Linked DNA regions of Homo sapiens: region 2 is linked to region 1. A link is a loop called in an ENCODE intact Hi-C map of the cell type or tissue named here. Cell type or tissue: OCI-LY7. All regions are shown on one strand. Each heading gives the region's core, and the rest is flanking DNA. Links, peaks and the distances in the headings are about the cores only. Region 1 holds the start of LOC105378493 (a long non-coding RNA gene). Region 2 has its middle 53 kb from the start of ADRB1.

The links. Hi-C counts contacts between places; a loop is a spot of excess contacts. Peaks named below come from ENCODE experiments on the same cell type or tissue, not always from the same donor. Only the 100,000 strongest peaks of a DNase experiment are listed, where the experiment ranks them.
Region 2: a loop joins it to region 1, with 2.5 times the contacts of the local background. A loop is called at or near these places in 3 of 110 quality-filtered maps.

Annotation. Positions count from the first base shown.
Region 1 is chr10:114,020,446-114,030,014 of GRCh38, forward strand. LOC105378492 (a long non-coding RNA gene) reads left to right here. Exons shown (of 3, transcript XR_946332.1): 3 at 2,060-2,250. LOC105378493 (a long non-coding RNA gene) reads left to right here and starts at 6,908. Exons shown (of 3, transcript XR_946333.3): 1 at 6,908-7,166; 2 at 7,258-7,388. RefSeq lists enhancers at 4,321-4,660, 5,681-6,880, 5,932-6,041 and a silencer at 6,312-6,361. In OCI-LY7, for the core only: no CTCF peak of the experiment used is centred there; DNase peaks (open chromatin) are centred at 4,396 and 5,046; H3K4me3 peaks cover 1,423 bases; H3K27ac peaks cover 2,313 bases.
Region 2 is chr10:114,092,207-114,101,775 of GRCh38, forward strand. No RefSeq gene overlaps it. Among named protein-coding and RNA genes, the nearest start is that of ADRB1, 53 kb to the left of the region's middle. In OCI-LY7, for the core only: no CTCF peak of the experiment used is centred there; DNase peaks (open chromatin) are centred at 3,905 and 4,215; H3K4me3 peaks cover 1,270 bases; H3K27ac peaks cover 1,168 bases.

The DNA of each region.
Region 1 (9,569 bases), core at 2,242-7,241:
ACTCAGTGATAAAAAGCGATGAAGTATTGATACATGAAACAACATGGATGAACTTTGAAAACATTATCCTAAGTGAAAGAAGCCAAACACAAAAGACAGCATATTGTATGATCCCATTCATAAGAGCTTTATAAACAAAAGGCGGATCAATGGTTGCTTGGGCCGGCGAGTGAGAGTGGGGATTGACTGCAAACAAGCCAAGTGATGTGGTTTGGCTGTGTCCCCACTCAAATCTCATCTTGAATTGTAACTTCCATAATTCCCATGTGTTGTAGGAGGGATCCAGTGGGAGATAATTGAATCATGGTGGAAGTTTCCCCCATACTGTTCTTGTGGTAGTGAATAAGTCTCAGGAGATCTAATGGTTTTGTAAAGGGTTTTCCCTTTTGCTTGATTCTCATTCTGTTTCTTGCCTGCTGCCATGTAAGGTGTCTTTTGCCTCCCGCCACGATTGTGAGGCCTCCCCAGCCATGTGGAACTGTGAGTCCATTAAATCTCTTTTTCTTTATAAATTACCCAGTCTCGGGTGTGTCTTTATCAGCAGCATGAGAACGGATGAATACTCCAAAGGAGGGAATGTTTTGAGGTATTGGAAGTTTTCTAAAACTGAATTGTAGTGATGGTTGTATGGTTGTACAAATGGACACATTTTCTGAAACTTATTTAACTGTGCACTTACAGTGCATGAATTTTCTGCTATGTAGATTATACCTCAATGAAACTGTTAAAAATAATTACAGATGCTTTGAAATGCCTTCTGGCAGTACAGGAGAAAGTTTCCCTTCTACTTCACAGTTGTGGATTTATTTTTTGGAAAACTGGACTTCTCTAAAAAGTCAGACCATTATGTAACCTGGCCGCTTCCCCCTTTTCCAGGAACGCGGGCAGAACATCAATGTCTGTCTATCTGCCTGCTGGTCAGCTTCCTTATGAGGAGGCACAATACCAACTGGCAAGCAGGGCCTTGCTGGTCATTTGCCCACTCACTCAGCAATGGGGATGCCAGGGGGGAAATAATTCCTTTGAAGCCCTTTCTATACTGTTGTGCTCCTCAGCAGACAGGATGTAGGGTCTTTCCTATGCTGCCAAAATCAGCAGCAATTGTCAAAAGAAAACACCAGACCAGTACAATAAATGTGAGGGATTTTTCTCACCAAATAACTCATTTCACTTTGAAAGTACAAAGCAGTTACATTTCTAACCTTGCAACTTGAAATCATACAGCTATTCAAAGCTAATGATCAAGGCAGGCAGCATTTTGAAGAAACAATTGCCATTTTCCTCCTTGCTTGTTCAGATAATGAAGGAATGTGTCTTACACATCTTCTACCCTCTCCTACCCTCCTTCCAAATAGTACCCTGGAACTGTGCTAAGTGCGTACTAAGCTCTGGATAAATACTTGTTGATTTGATTGATTCTTTGTCTACCCTAGTGACAATGGCCAGATTAGAATTGATGGGATGATTCCCGAAAGCTGGGAATGGAACACCCTGTACACTGTGGTCTCAGTAATTTGATTAATGATGATGTGTTTTACAATGATTACTTTCAAATCACAAATCTCCAGAATCCCTCAAATCCAAACTGGGTCTGGAAGGCAGGGGGAAGCTTAACAATATTTTGGCTCTCATCAGTTCATGTCAAAATTACAAACCAATTCCAAGTAGGTGAAAGTTATTATAGCTCACAGTTATATGAAAACCAATTTCAGCATTGCTAATGTTTAAAACAGACAGGTGCTGCGTTCAATTTTTTTTAAATGTCACCAGAGTTTCCACGTGATTTATAATCCTAATTCAAAAAAAGCAAAGCTTATGTGAGTCCTTGGCAAAACGCACAAAATACAAACTAAAATGAACAACAAATGGCAACTCGATATTGAACTGGGAATTACATTTTGTGCTGTTTCATTAACTTTTCCAAGTATTTCTTTCTAAAATGCACTCCTGGCTACCCCCGACACACACACGAGATAAAGGAAGAGTGCACACAGATGGCTCCCGTCCAGGCCACTCAGCGGCTCAAAGTGAATGTGATTCCTGTGTTCTCTCCATGCAGATCGTCAATGATGAAGCATGCAGTAAATAACCCTCCCTCCCTGGAAGTGAAGACAGCCTGTGGGGGAGAACTGGCTCCATTAAAGGCTTCAAGCCACAGGAGTTGTTTTCTCCGGAGATGATGAACGTGGGCTGGAAAAAGAGACAAGAGTCACCTACTTCGTGCAGCTTTTTCCCCCCAAACTGCTAAAAGTCCTTTACCCTCAAATAAAATCATCAAGAGAGAGCTGGAAATGGCATCTCTTGCCACAGATCTGTGTTTTATTGTTATTGTTTTCACATAGTATTTACTTAAAGTCTGCTGTATATCCAGCCCATGTGTAACTCACCAAATTTTGAGCATCTTTTTTTGACTGTGCCTGCCTATCCAGTTCTTTGTAAGATCCTTGAGAAATAGAATTGAGCCTTTTCTTCTTTGTAGCTTTGGCCTCTCAGCCAAGGCCTGGCAAAGAGTGTGCATTCAATTAATGTTGGTTGAATGGATGAATAGAAATGAATGGATGGGTGGGTGGATGGATGGATGGATGGATGGACCAATCAGTCAATAGATCTCCCCATTTTTAAGCTCCTGTGTGTCAAAGTTCCCTGGCATTGAGATTGTCCTATCAATGCACAGCATTAAATTCCTGCCGTCCATCTGTTTCGATGGTAAGCTTGGAGAAATACTTGTGGAAAGAGTTCCTTGCTTCTCTGATGCCACATGTGGAATGCTCTTTGCCAAATGCACTATTTGTCACTGAACACCACTCTTCCTGATATCTTATTCCATTTATAGATTCTGGCTCTGGAGTGCAAGATTTTATTTTTTGAATTAAAATGTGATAAGAGACCTTTCAGTTCCCAGAGTTTCTTCTCTTGTCTGTAGGTCAGAAGTTATTGGCTAGAGTCCCAGTATCTCCCTTGAGCTACCGCATGCGTCTGCTGACCAAATCTTCTTAGCCTTCAAACCAAATGATGTCATTCTTTATGGTGCATTTTTCTAACAGATTTACACTGACGTACACACACATACTTTTAATTTCCCACTGCTTACAGAACTCGCAAACAAGTGAGCAAGTTGTAATTCTACATGGTGAGCGCCTCACATAAATTTTTTGGTGACAATGTGGATGATAAATGTTGGCTTTTATCGAGCTGACTACTGGTAGCTGTATGGTTTTGTGGCATATTATATAATGTGATATGCAATCACTGATGGAAAGATGTCTCTTAGAGATATAGCACTTATAACACAAATTTTTATGATAATAAATACTATTTATTAAGTATCAAATGCCAGGCACCTTGCAAGAATCCTACATACATTGGCTCATTCATTCCACATTATAGTCCTAGGAAGGAAGAAATGTCTTTTCCATTCTGCTGATGAAATAACCAAATATCAGAAGACATATAACTAGCAAGTGGCAAGTTAGGACTTATACCCAGATCCAGCCTCTGTTCCTTCTATTTCACCACATGGGTTATATTGTTTTCAGAAAAACATGTTTCTCTTGCTTATTTATTTTGCTTATTACACAGGACATTGTGGTACTGTTCATGAACTAAAAGCCATGCTCGGAGTGATTGTGGTTTTGAGAAAGAAAGAGAGAGAGAGATAGAAAGAGAAGGAAGGAAGGAAAGAAGGAGAGAAAGAAAGAAGAAAGAAAGAAAGAGAAAGAAAAGAAAGAAAGAAAGAAGGAAGGAAGGAAAGAAAGGAAAGAAAGAAAGAAAGAAAGAGAAAGAAAGAAAGAGAAAGAAAGAAAGAAAGAAAGAAAGAAAGAAAGAAAGAAAGAAAGAAAGAAAGAAAGAGTAGCTGTAGTCCCAGCTACTTGGGAGGCTGAGGCAGGAGAATGGTGTGAACCTGGGAGGCAGAGCTTGCAGTGAGCAGAGATCGCACGCCACTGCACTCCAGCCTGGGTGACAGTGCGAGACTCCATTTCACAAAAAAAAAAAAAAAAAAGAAAGAGAGAAAAAGGAAGGAAGGAAGAAAGAAAGAGAAAGAAAGAAAGAAAGAAAGAAAGAAAGAAAGAAAGAAAGAAAGACCAAATGTGTATATTTTCTTCAACTTCAGTACAATGTAGCTCCTCAAAAAAAAAAAATCCTTAATTTTTCAGTGCCGATTTCCACAACATGCATATTCACACGAACTCTGGCATGAGTCTTGTTGATTGCTTCCAGAGCAACATGCTTTGTCCCAAATTACAAGGAAACCACGAAACAATACTGCACAAGGCTGGAGGGATAGGACATCACCACACTTGAAAGTCACATTTGCCAATATTGGAGCATCTACAATGAGAACACAGGGCACTCGTACAGCCCCTGTGCTTGGTTTTTGCTTTATGGAGTTTGCAACCCAGTGGCAAACAGGAAGCTGGCAGCAGGAATCTGAAGGTCAAGAAGCTGCCTTTTTTTGGCATATATTCTCCCTCTCCACTTCTTTACAGCTAGTGCAGCCATGACCCTCTAAAGAACATGTCTGTTCTTGTCTCCGGGGTGTTGTGGTGATGTTGTGGTGATGTCGAGGTGCTGAGATGGCTTTGGGGCTCAGCCGAAGGTCAGCCTTTATCGAATTTCGCTTCATGGCCCAATAGGCACAGAGCTTGTGGTTTACACTCTATCTCTGTGAGCACCCAAGGCCAAAGCAGGCTGCCCAAGACGGAGAAGAGAAGAACACCCCATGGCCCAGCAGTTCAAGCCACCCAGGGCAGCCACCTCCATGGCAGGGACACTCCAGTGCCTCCCTCTTCACCTACCCCCACAACACACACACATGCCCCATGCACGTTCCTCCTGTCTCCCATCGGAGTCCCTATTCCCTTAGCCCCACATTTTCTTCAGTCATTCAGAAATGTTCATCTCAAAATGCAGCAAGTAATTTCTTCCTGATGAACTGCTCCTTCTCTACCCCACCCTGTAACCCCCGCCCTGAGGTAATTTCCTAATTCTCTTTGACAAGACAGTTTACTCTTGACAAGGATTAGAGGTTATTTTTAACCTAAACCGCACACAAGGAAATGATGCAATAATTTCTTTGAGCTGGCTGAATGCTTCCTCTTTTTTGGTCTTCGAATTAATATGATTCTGAACTTTAAGTTGTTTCTGGCCTTTTTGAGCAATTTCGTAATCACAGAATAAAGTCCACGTCTTCCAATTTAAAATCCTTGCTCGTAGTGATCTTTTCCTGAATGATTGGCATTTTTATCCAATGTAGACTCTGATGTTAAAAATCAGAATGATGTTGATTTACCAGAGGTTCTCCTGAAGATCTTTTGGATCCCAAGTGATCTCCTTTACTGTCTTTATCCCTCTCACAAAATCTGCTCAAATACTGGAAAAAAGATGATCAACTCTGCCACCTGGGGCCATCCAACTGTCCTCTGTTCCTCTGATTTCTTGACTAAGACATTCTGTGAAGCACACGTACATTCCTTTTTTTTTTTTTTTTCCGAGACGGAGTCTTGCTCTGTCACCCAGGCTGCAGTGCAGTGGCGTGATCTCAGCTCGCTACAACCTCTGCCTCCCAGGTTCAAGCAATTCTCCTGCCGCAGCCTCCTGACTAGCTGGGATTACAGGTACATGCAACCACGCCGAGCTAAATTTCTTTCTGTATTTTTTAGTACAGACGGGGTTTCACCACGTTGGCCAGGCTGGTCTCAAACTCCCGACCTCGTGATCCACCCGCCTCTGCCTCCCAAAGTGCTGGTATTACAGGCCTGAGCCACCATGCCCAGCCGCACATAAACATTTTTTAATCCATCACTTATTTTTAAAAAATATTTGTGTATTTAAGTCCATATGTCTATATCAGGGTTTCTCAACCTCAGCACTATTGACATTTGGGGCCAGATAATTCTTTGTGGGGCATCCTATGCATCATAGGATGTGGGGCAGTATCCCTGGCCTCTACTAACTAGATGCCAGTAGCAGCCCCCTCTCCAGTTTCAACACCTAAAAATGTCCCCAGACATGGCCAAATGTCTGCCAGGGAGACAAAAATGCCCCCAGTTGAGAAACACTGGCCCTCATACTGCTTTAAATGACAAGTTCCTTTTGGACAGGGACTAACCTAATTTGTACAGACTTCAGCACAACAGAAAGGTGCTTAGAGAAGGCAGTTCTATGGTGATCACAGTCAGTAAGCATGCAACAAGAATTGTTGACTCACATCTAGAAAAACAGAAAACGTAAGCACATGATCAAGTAAATAGTGGGTACTGTGTCTCATTCAGCCTTCCGTTCTTGTCAATAAGAGTAAAACAACAGTGCTTAGCTCTCCTGTGTGAACCTCCCAGAGGAACTGAAAATTTGAAAGATGGAGTTCATTTCCTTGTAATTAAACTGTTCCCATAAAATAAGGTAAGAGGCAGGTAAAGGGAAATCCCCCACAGCAGTGTGAATGGTTATAATCTTCATGGAGAAGAGCCCACGCTGGGATGCACATTCTTTCACAATTACTGTACTGTTCTTCCAGGCCGGGAATTCGGGGCGGCACCACATCCTCTTGCAGGATCTGCCCCTTGTAAAAGCACTTCAAATATTTTTCATGAGTGAAAAGTCAAAAGATAGATATGAACTGATATATCGTTAGAATTGCTGCTGTTATTCAACCACTCAAATAGTATTAAACCTCTGGATCTGGCAAACAAAACCTGCTAGATGATCCCTTTATAGGCCTCTCTCTAGGCAAAAGAACAAAACCTTTTATCAGTTAATCTAATGAATTACATGGGTTATTTTTATTCTATTCATAAGAGACAAGGCGTGTAAGTCTTGCTTGTTCTTACATCCATTGGATAACAATTCCATTAAGCAAATATTTATTTAAACTAAGGGTATGGCAGTCTAGCCTGACAGTTATCAGACATCAAAGTGGAAATGCTCAAATGAGTAAAAAATCAGGCTCTGCCCTTGGAGAACTTAGAGTTCTGATTTCTATAACAATTTGGTTGTGCATTTGTAGTCAATCCCCAAATATATTTGCTTTTGAGTACCTGAAAGCCTAATGCTTGCTGCAAGCTCTGGAAGAGGTTTTAAAAATCCAGTGATCATTCAAAGGCGTGAGCAACTCCAGGTGATGAAGTGACGGAGAAAGAGTTTACGGAGACATGGCTTTTGAAGTGAGGGTGGGTGTTCAAAACAACATGAATGATGAGGTTTTATTTCCCCCGATTTTAAAATTAATACATGTTTCTTGTTTTTAAAAAATATATGCAGGAAAAAAGAAAAGCCTGAGGAAAAGAAGATTTCTCGTAAGCAGTGGAAAAGTTGAGCAAAAATGCAGGACCTGGCCTGCTAGGGGTGACAGAACCTGTGGCGGACCCCGTGGAGCTACGGAGAAACATGAGGTGGGGGTCTGAATGCCAGATCTAATCAGGAGGGCAGTGGGCAGCCATGGATGGCTGAGTGTTCTGGGCATGGCTCATTTCATGCTCATAACAACCCTGTGAGGTTGCAAGGGGTCTGATCAACCTTCAGATGCAGAGGTGGAGGATTTAAGGTGTGCAGTAACTTGCCCAAGGTCATGCAGCTAGCAGATGGGAGGAGTGGGCACTCCAAAACCCCGTGCCCCTCAAACAAAGTGGGAATTGAGGGGGGCAAACCAAGGATTGCAAAGGTATAGCTGCAGAAAGTGTGCCTTTGACGCAATAGAATGGTGATGTCATGGATTTAAAAAATCCAGATCCAGAAAAAGGATCTGACTTGCTTTGTGGATAAAAGACTACTTTACAACCCAGAGACATCCACGTGGAGTAGGTGGCTCAGCAGTGCTCATTGGTGGAAGGCACTTTCATTGGCCTTCAGGTACCCAGCATGGCCTGCCACTGATAAGACACCACCTGAGTCAGGTCAGGATCCCTTTAGGTGATTTGAGCTGCTCTTTTTGTACTTTTCGAGGAGATTTTATGCAACTGGCCCATCCCAACTGTTCTGGACTGTCTGGTTTGAAAGCCAGCCTGCTCACCAGGGGAAGCCCCAGCCTATGTCTGAGTGCTTCAGTGCTACCTGGGAGGCTCCAGGATGGAGTCCCAGGCCTACCTCACCTGGGTAGACCCAGGCCTCACACCAAGAAAGAACCTTCCCACAATAGTCAAATGGTGGAAGGAACGCAAATGTCCATCAACTGATGAATGGATACACAAAATGTGCGTGTGTGTGTGTGTGTGTGTAATGCACTACTATTCAACCATGAAAAGGAATGGTGTACTGATTACTGATACATGCTACAATCTGGATGAACCTTGTAAACATTACGCTAAATGAATTATTTCATTTACACGAAACATCCAGAATAAGAAAATCCACAGACAGACTTGCTATTGGTAAAATATCAATGGATAACATCAAATTTACCATTAAAACCATCATTAAGTATACAATCAGTGGTGTTTAGGACATCCACAGGGTCATGCAACCATCACCACTTTCCAGAACATTCTCATCACCCCCAAAGGAAACCCCTCACCCACTGAGCATTCATTCCTCATTCCTTCCTTCCCCCAGCCCCTTGCAATGACTAATCTACTATCTCTATGGATGTGCTTATTCACTTTAAAATGGTGAGTTTTATGTTATTTGTAATTTACTGCATTAAAAAAATAAGCAATGGGATTGGATGAGGTGGATGAAGAAAAGGATCCCAGATTGAGGATTTGTGCACTCCAAGGTTTAGAGGCCAGCCAATAAAGAAGGTTCAAAAGAAGGAACTCATCAAATAGGAGGAAAACCAGGAAAGTTGCTGCCCCAGAACTCAAGTGAGAAACAGTTTCAAGGAGAGTAGAGTGACTATCTTTGTCAGAGTGAATTTTGTGTGGTTCAGGTAGATACAGTCATGTTCACCTACACAGGAGGGGACCATTTCACACTCTTGACCAGCAATGCATGAACAGGCTCAGCTCCCAACAATCTTGCCAATACAGTATCCTCAAAATGCTTGCCAATCTCAAAAGTGAGAAATGGATCTCAGTGTTGTTTTCTCTTGCAGTTCCTTTATTGAGAGTGACGCTGAGCATCTTTTCAAATGTTGAAGGGCCATTTATCTTCCTTTGGCTGTGAACTATCTGTTCATGGACTTTGCCCATTTTCTGTTGAGCTATTCATCTATTTATTTTTAATTTCTAGGAACACTTCAAATATCAGAGAGTTGGTTCTCTGTCCCCTGGCATCTGCTTCTTGAAACTCTTCTCTTTGTTTCCACAAGAGCACTCTCTCCTAGGTCTTCTCTCACCTCCCAGTATCTCACCTCCACATTTTGGAATTTTTTTTCTTTTGGGCGTGTGGGTTGCTCTTCTCCTTTGTACCTTTTAAGGCTGGTGTCCCCTGTCTTTGACTGTCTTTCTTCTCTACACACTCTTCAGCATCCTTCCCCTCCCACCTCTTCCTCCACCGCAATTCTAATTACAACTGTGTGCTCAACTACCAAACCTATATGGAACAGGATGTTAAAATAAGACTTTCTGACGTTGCAGTCTGAGCTGAGACCCCAAAGCTAAGAAAAGGAGTGTTAGGTGCCCACACATTCTAAAGAG
Region 2 (9,569 bases), core at 1,583-6,582, 71 kb after region 1:
GACAGCACAGCATGTGAATAAACATCATGGTGCTTTATTGCTCTAAGTCTGCTGCAAAATTCATTGCTTCTTTACAAGTCAGAAGCCCCATAAACAACTTCTGTAATGTTCCAGTAACTACTTTGACTGTCATTTCTGATATTCTGAATGATTCATAGAAACTTTCTGCTGATTCCAACGGCAAAAGTACTTTCTGTCTAAAGCATTAAGTCTGAAGATCCATAACTCTCAGGGTCATCAAAAGCAGTTGGAAAAATAGCTGAAACTGGCAACAACAAGACTCTGGAGGCAGCATCCCTTTACTTAAGGATCATGAACACTGACGTAGGGGTTGTTGCATGCTTGTCTCCATAGCTATCCTTGAATAGCTTCCAATTTCAAAGGTGTGGGAAAGGTCTTGCTCTTGAAATCGAGTGACTGTCTCATTGGATTTGAAATAGAAAGGGACCATATTTCTTTAATTATGCTCCACACCAAAGATGCTTAATTTGTCCTGAGTAAACAATCAACACCCCTTCTAAATGTGCACTCACATCCTGCATTAGAAAATAATTGGTAAGATGGTCCCTCGTGTGTATAGGAGTGTTAAGTTTTCAAACCCTATACCAAGGTTTTATAAACAAACTCTCCGTGGTCTGTCCCCATATCCAGGCGGAGCAGGGCACTGCCTGAGTGGTAGGTTGGAGAACGCTGCTTACGTTTGTCGCCGAAGCCCACACGCCCACACCCAACTGTCACAAAGCCTGAAATTCCTACCATTAGAGTTACTACTTTTGGTTGATGGCTTCAAGAAAACCCTTGCTCAAAGACAAATATAACAGGCAAGAATTCTTCCATGACACTCAGTTGCAAATAGCATCGCACTTCTTTATTTTTCTATTGCAAATTAAAAGGTGTTAGGGTGGCTTATAAAGAATAGAATAGAGAAAGGGGAAAGAATTCTTTCAGTGGTGACCCCAGCAGACATCACCCTAATGAAGTGATGAGGGCTGGCACACTGGTGATGCCATGTGGGTACGGTATACTTTCCATGTGATGGGATAAGAAGGGCACTTCCCCAAATCCCACCACTAATCATAAGAAAAATCTAATCGTAAGAAAAATCTCCACAAACCCAGTTTGGGAGACATTCCACAGGCTAGCTGGACAGTACTATTCAAGGTGTCAAGGTCACAAAAAACTAGGCAAGCCTGAGAAACTGTCATAGGCCAGAGAAGACTGGGGACATATGCCGACTAGATGCTTTAAGGTACACAGAAGTGGCTCCTGGAACAGAAGGAGGGCACTAATGAAAACACTGGTGACATTCGAACAGAGTTTGGAAGTTAGTTAGTAATAAAAGGTACTAATGACATCTCTGAGTTTTGACAAATGTACCATGGAAATGTAACAATGGTAAAAGCTGGGTGAAGGACGTAAACTTTCTGTATGATCTTTGCAACATTTCCACAAATCTGAAATCATTCCAAAACAAGTGTCTTTTGAAGAGTTAGGAAGAAATCCAATATCCTTTTTACTCTCTGGTGCTGCCACCCCTACTCTTGGGCTGTACGGGACCTCTGGGAACATAGAGGGGCCCTAAACAATTCTCTAAGTCTAGGGTCGTACTCAGCTGGTTTGCCTTGCATCACCTTATGTGCTTGTGGGCATAGCCCACTGCCCACCGCTGTCTTTCCAGTGCTGTGGTTCTGTCTGAGTCAAGCCTCACTAGCTCAGCAAGCCCAGGTCAGGTCCATCCTGGTGCCAACAGGCAGTTTATGCCAAGCAATATTGTTTGGCTGTGTCCCCACCCAAATCTCTCCTTGAATTATAATAATCCCCACGTGTCAAGGATGGGGCCAGGTGGAGATAATTGAATCACGGGGGCAGTTTCCCCCATACTGTTCTCGTGATAGTGAATAAGTCTCATGAGATGTGATGGTTTTATAAATGGGAGTTTCCCTGCACAAGCTCTCTTGCCTGCTGCCATGTAAGATGTGCCTTTGCTTCTCTTTGCCTTCTGCCATGATTGTGAGGCCTCCCCAGCCATGTGGAACTGTGACTCCATTAAACCTTTTTCCTTTATAAATTACCCAGTCTCGGGTATGTCTTTATCAGCAATGTGAGAACGGACTAATATACCAAGTTTGCCAGCCCCTGCATTCTAGGTTCGGTACTGGGAGACACTTGCCTTGGCTATCAGGGCCCTGCATGACAGATCAGTACCCTGTCCTTCACTGGCCTCCAGGCAGGCAGCCATTATCCAAGTTGTCACCTTCCTTGAGGTAGTGCCTGCCCGTGGGAGTGCCCTGCACTGTTCCAGAGTCTCCTCTCCTGCCCTCCCACCAGCCTTGGGGCTCTGCTCCCTTTGTCCTCCTCTTCACCCCACAGAGCCCTGTCGTTCCAGTGGGTTGTGTACTGTCTCACACAGGAACTCCGACTGTTGAAAACAAAGATATCTAATGCTCCTTGGAGATAAAAGAAGTTCAGACATCCAGGACACGGAACCTGGCTCCTCATTTGGGATAAGAAGGGAAAAAAGCTACCTCTTTTTCTTTGTCGTAGAGCTTACAACTTGAGAAAAGTAGGAACGGTTAATTCTCAAGCTGGTAATTCCACCACCTCAAATGTTCTGTATATGGCCTTGCCCCACCCGCACATGAGGAGTGACATCACATGGTGATGGGAAGCATCAGCACCGGGCCCTGTACTATCCCCCACCCCGAAGAGGGAGATGGGGAAGGATCTTGCCATACACAGTCAGCCAGGAGCCCTGGCCAGGTCCACCAATGGGAGTAGCCAATAGAAAATAGTGTGGGCCTGAAACTGTCTTGGGGGATTCCAAGGTAACCACTCTGCATAAAAATGAGGCTCACAGACCATGTCAGAAAAGAACCTTGCAATGAATATAAGACTCTTCTTTCCTGATATGAGTTCAGAATATACTGTCTCCCAAGGCTTGACATCTGTCCTTTGGAGACATGTGTGAGCTTGCTCTAAATGGTTAAGTAAAGAATCAGGAGTGCCTTCCAAGTCCACGGCAGGATTGGGAACAAGGAGACCCTGCCTGGGGAACTTGATCACCACAGGGTCTGGACCACCTCTCTCAACATCACTGACCATGAAGCCCCAGGGGCCACTGCGGATAAAATGACTCCAACCTGGGCAAAAGCCACTGGGGTACAGGGGGTGTGTGTGTGTGTGTGTGTGTGTGTGTGTGTGTGTTTCTAGAGTGTGAGCCCCCTTCCTTTGGGTAAGGGTAACCAAAATGGGCAGGGAGCGGGATTCGAGTAGAGATCTTTAGAGGAGGAACATGAGAAGGGGGCACCAAATGAGAACCAGGGGAGCCCAGTTAGGACTTGTGGGCGCACTGGCAGGATGGTGGCCACTACAGCCAGTTTACAGGAGACCCAGCAGCTTGTGCAATGTCAGGGTGCTCTCAGGGCAAGCTGCAGCATCTCTGCCCAGAGCAAAGACAGGAGGGTATCCATCCACCGGACCACCGCTAGAACTGATTTGCGGAATGGTCGCGGGATACACAGCCTCCCAGCTTCACTCTGCAGCCTCCTGGGATTCTGAGTCACCTAATACACTTTAATAAATTCCTTTTTTGCCTCACAGGGCCAGACTTGGTCTCTGTTATTTGCCATCAAGAACCTCAATTGACACGTTAATTCCGTTTATCCCAAATTTATATAGATAAGTGTCACATGGAAACAATTCCCTTGTGCCTGGAAACAGTAAATTAAATGGATGGAATGGAACCAACCAGGCTGCTGTATAGCAAAAGAGAATAAAAATGTGTCTTTGTTTCCTCCCTCCATAATGCATATTAAATAACACATCTTACATTACATCTAAGCCTCAGAAACTTAAAAACCACTAGTAAGCACACGAGGGCTTGTGAGTTAATTATAACAGCCTTTGCTAAGTTCGGCTTGTGGTTTTCCTCTTATAATGAAATGTCAAGAATGGGGGAGGTAAGCTCAGTCGTGTGTTGCCGCTGATGTTTTTAACCAAAGGATCTGAGGCTGTTTGATATTTTTGGCTTCATAATTCCCATTTCCAGTCCTGATTTGGAAATAAAGATTGAAGTCCAAAGAAAAAGAAAGAGTGTTTCCAAGATACAGAATAGTCTGGCGTTCCGAGGTAAAACCTTAAATGCCTGAGGTCCATCTTCCCATTCTTTTGAGATTGCTTTTTTCATGTAGCAAGCTGTACTTTCCTGTTGCTCTTTTTGCCCCTTCCTGCCTTAGGACTGTAGGCTGGTGTCTACCTCAATGTATTGCAGTATTCATTTTGTAGCTGCTGACTTATTTCTTCTTGGGATTCCTCTTGAAGAATAAGACTTCAAACTCAGGACTTGGCACCAAAAAGAAATGAAGGTGTCACCATGTTGCTGTTGGATGCCCATGGGGGTACAGAGCTGTGTTTCTCATCTTCTTTCACCCCTATCACATGAAGTAGAGCCCAACAGAAAAGGGGTTCCCATAGCTGAGGTAGGCGGGGTGGGCATTATGCTTCTTATTCAGCTTTGAAATTTCAAAAGCCAAGAGACAGAGGTCAGTGGTGCACGATGGTATTATTTTGCCCTCTGTGAACTAAGCACACGCTTTCAGTATGGGTTGGAAATTCCTAACACTAAAAACTACCAATGCTGCTTTCTCTAGCCAAGGTGCAAGCTCTTCTGGACTCTGTGCATGTGTGTGTGTGTATGTGTGTGTGCATGTGTTGGGGGGAGAGTTGTGTAGAGGTGTGTGTAACTGGCCCTTGTCTTTCATAGAACCCAGGCTTATCTCACTGTGTCAGATACCCAGTCCCTAAGAATGACAGGAAGTGAATTTCGTCCCAGCCTGAGTTTGACCCATGTGGCTCCACTTCCAGACCCAGGATGACATCCAAGTTCTTCCGAACTTCCGGATCCTGAGAAGCCATTTATAACTGAGGAAGAGAAAGCCAGAGGGAAGTTGTTGACTGCAAGAGAGATTTTCAGTGAAGCTCCCTGAAAGCTGTAGAGAAGGCAAACCAGGAGTCCACTCTCTGCTCAATTTCCTGTTGAGTTCACCCAGCCTCCTTGCCATCTGGCCTCAGCAATAGGTGAGGGCCCTCACAGGGCCCAGCACGGAGTAGGCGTGCAGTCGATGATGGTGATGGATAAATAAATGAATGTTTTATTTGCAATATCACTCTAGGCTCAAATTCCCAACAAGGCATGACATTTAGTAGCCTCTTTGCAAATGTATCTTTTCACAAGGAACTTGGCCTCCAAATCTTGGGTGTGTACAGAGAATACAACTTTTCACCAGACCTATAGGCACATCGTCCGAAGCGGTCTGTCCCACCTCTATGGGATGACCACTTTCCTTTGTCTAGCACCTGACACCCTCCAAAGTCCTTTTTCTTACTTTACCTCATTTGAGTCTCAAAACAAGAAAGGAGGGCAAATTTTATCCGTTTTACCAGTGAGGAAACTGGCGCTCTGTTATGGGCTGAATTCTGTCTTCCTAAAATTCATATGCTGAAACCCTAACCACCCCCCCGAACCCCACAATGTGACTATATTTGGAGAAGGGGCCTTTAAATAAGTAATTAAGTTGAAATGGGGTCATGAGGGTGGGCTCTCATCCAATCTGACTGGTGTCCTTATAAGAAGAGAAGATTAGGACACAGACAAACACAGAGGGAAGACCATATGAACACAGCAAGAAAGTGGCCATCTGCAAGCCAAGGAGAAAGGCCTCGGGAGAAAGCAAACCTGCTGACACCTTGATGTCCGATGTCTGGCCTCCAGCACTGTAAGAAAATACTTTCTGTTGTTTAAACCACTCGGTCTGTGATCTTTTGTTATGGCAGTCCTAGCAAACTAATACAGGCTCAAAGAGGTTAAGTAACTCACCTGAGGTCTCACACCCAGTAAGAAGAGTGAACTTTTGTCCATATGCCCCAGTTTGAAAATTCCTTTTTTTTTTTTTTTTTTGTTTTTGGAGACAGGGTCTCTCTCTGTCACCCAGGCTGGAGTGCAGTGGCATGATCACAGCTCACTGCAGCCAAAACTTCCTGGGTTCAAGCGATCCTCCCACCATAGCCTCTTGTGTAGCTGGGACCACAGGCACGTGCCACCATGCCTGGCTATTTTATTTTATTTATTTTTTGTAGAGACAGGGTCTTGCCATGTTGCCCAAGCTGGTCTTGAGCTCCTGGGTTCAAGCAATACTCCCACCTTGGCCTCCCAAAGTGCTGGGATTATAGGCATGAGCCACCGCATCCAGCTTGAAAATTCTTTATCAAATAAAACAATTTATTTAGGTGGGGAAACACTGCCTCACAGCTGCTATTGCATAGTGGGCCTCTGACTGACTGACTTCTACACCGTTTAATTGCCTGAGGGTTATACACACAGGCACGAATTATAATGTTCCTTTAATTTCAGGCAACATTGATTCAATTAATATTTACAACAAACTGTTTCTTCGATCCTAGGCAGCACTGGGAAATAATACATGGTCCCCAGTCCCCACTCCTTATGACCCTCACCCCACCTCCAGGGAAAGCTGAAACAGCCCTCCTTATCTCTCGTGATTTGTTCAATAATCACATGCCCTATTTGAGCAACAGGCAGAGAATGACAAAGATTCTGACACAAATTAGACTTCTTCAGATAGATCTGACTCCAATTCAAACAGCTTTTTGACCTTGACTTATTTCCTGTGGGTTTAACAAAAGCGCATCTTCTCCCCTCCCCACCCAAGCCAGAAGGGACTCTGCTCACCCACAGGAGGCCCACTTTGTTTTTGTTTTTGTTTTTTTTTTTGAGGGGGAGTCTGGCTCTGTCACCCAGGCTGGAGTACAGTGGCACAATCTCGGCTCACTGCAACCTCCACCTCCTGGGTTCAAGCAATTCTCCTGCCTCAGCCTCCCGAGTAGTTGGGATTACAGGCACCCACCACCACACCTGGCTAATTTTTTGTATTTTTAGTAGAGATGGGGTTTCACCACGTTGGCCAGGCTGGTCTTGAACTCCTGACCTCAAGTGATCTGCCCACGTCGGCCTCCCAAAGTGCAGGGAATACAGGTGTGAGCCCCTGCACTGGGCCAGGAGGCCTACTTTTTAATTCTACTGTTTCTCCTTTCCCTGCTTCCCAGGGACCCTTCCAGAGACTGAGTTGGAGCAGGTGGTTTTGCTTTGCGTTCTGACCAGGAAGTGAAACCTGGGTGTGAGCAATGTTTTGCATTATGGGGCCATTTCACCTTTTCCTCCCTGCCTCGGGAAGGAAGGCTTGCAGTGTCCAAACTGGGTCTGACCTCTCAGGGGACATTTCTCAAAGCAGTGGGAACAAGAGTCCCTCAGTGCTGGATGGCTGGGGAATGGGTGGCCGAGGAGTGAAGCTCTATTCTGGGCAGAGCACTCCCCCTTGCTGAAAGGGCTGGAAAACGCTTTTGTCCCTGCTGGAAGTGGAGTAGCGTGGGATACAGGGCAGGGGGTCGCTGCTGAGTTTATCAGGGGAGCAGAGATTAGGCACTACTTGGTTAAAATACTAACTGCTGGGCTGGGTGCAGTGGTTCACGCCTGTAATCCCAGCACTTTGGGAGGCCGAGGTGGGCGGATCACCTGAGGTCAGGAGTTCAAGACCAGCCCAGCCAACATGACGAAACCCTGCCTCTACTAAAAATACAAAAATTAGCCAGACATGGTGGCATAGGTGTGTAATCCCAGCTACTTGGGAGGCTGAGGCAGGAGAATTGCTTGAACCCAGGAGGCAGAGATTGTTGAGTTAAGATCACGCCCCTGATCTTGCCTGGGCGACAGAGCAAGACTGTCTAAAGAAAAAAGTAATAGTAACTGCTGAAAGTGACAGAGACGTAATCCATATGTGCAACCGCCAGATGGCCACATTCTGTGTTCTGAGCCAGGTTCCGCCGAACGACCGCCCTAGATGATGATTTCGCACCCTGCCCAGCTCCAAGACCAAAACCTCAGTGTTTTGAGAATTCAATTTCCTACTCATTGATTTAGATAACATACATGAACTTGAATTCATTAGAAATATGCCTTTGTGTCTTCATGATCACCATCTTTGTGGTTTTCAAGATGATTGTTAGATCCTTATCAAAATATAAACAATTGGCAATGGTTCCAATTGTGTCAACAAAAGCCAACTTCAAACCTGTAATCCTCATGCTGAGTGGAGAGGCTGGTGCCCCACCCGGGCTGTGACATGGTGGCTTGGGAGATGTGTGACTCAGATATGTCAGACCATGAGTGAGGCACCCAACCTTCCCTCCCAGTGACCTTTGAAGTAAGGCGAATTGAAGTCCGCTGGTCTCCAGACAGGCACGGTAACGTGCACGCATCGGATGTGGTTCCCGGGGAATGGTGGGTGATTGTCCATCTTCCTAACAGTCCTCAAATGAGGACTCAGTTCCAGCTCTTAACGCAGCACAACAGAGTTCTTAATAGTAAAAGTCGTACTTTTCACTCACCGTGAAAAGCAAGTCTGCACATTGCTAGATATGTCCCAGTATTATTATCCAAGCTCCAGAAACGTACTCAGCCACAAAAGTAAAAATTCTCCTACTCCACGTGGAAGTGGCTCCGTGAGAAAAATTCCCTATCAAGCCAGAAACGCACCTACAGAGGGAGAGAACGACATGAGAGGGGACCGGAGTTCTCAGGGAGGAGGGAAGCCTGGCTCCGCATCCCAGAGCTGCCAGGGACCCGGAGCAGAAGGAGGAGGCGGGGAGGACAGGGGCGCCGACGGAGACAGGCGATCCCTCGGAAAATCCTAAAAGCCAGTGAAGCGTGGGCTCTGGACGGAAACAGAAGGTCAGGGCCGTGGTTCACGCCGTGGGAAACCGCAGCCAGTGATAAGCTGGGAAGCCACAGGGGCTGGCAGCTGCAGTCGGAACGAAGCGGCTGGAAGCTCCAAACGGGAGCTCTTCCCAGCTCGCTTTCCACTTCGACGGCACCGTTCAAAGCTCTGCTCAGACACTGGGACAAATAAATGACAGGGCTCCGAAAAGAGGGTGAAGCTCCTCCGCGCCCGGCTTTTCCCTCCGCAGAGCCTGGGCTCCCCGCCTCGCGCCGCCCCTGACCGTGGCAGGCTCGGTTCCCTCCTCGCTCTGCATCCTTTGATTCACGTACGGCCCCGTTTCCAATAACCCTTTCCAGGAAGCCAGAGAGAGAAAGCGCCCAGCTCCCGGCCTGCAGAGTGGGGAGGGAAGAAGGAAATGATTGTGTTGACTTCATCTGGAAGCAGGAAAATGCTTCTCTCCCTCCTTCTTCGCCAAGCCAAGAAATAGATCCTTTACCAGAAAGCCATGTGGCCACATGGCCACCACTTGCAGAGGGGCTGGGTGAGGAGGAGGTGCTTTGCCAACGTCTCAGCTGACAGCAAAGGCCAGTGGCTCATCAGTGAGAACATCATACCTCTGTCAGAGGGGAGACCCTGAGCAGCTCCCGACACCCACACAGGGCTAGGAATTGACGGTGGCTTAGGGTACACGTAAGAGGAACAGCATCCACCACAGGACAGTCCCTTCCTCGCGTACCACCCGGGATCCCTGCTCCCTGTCATCGCCATACTGTGTTC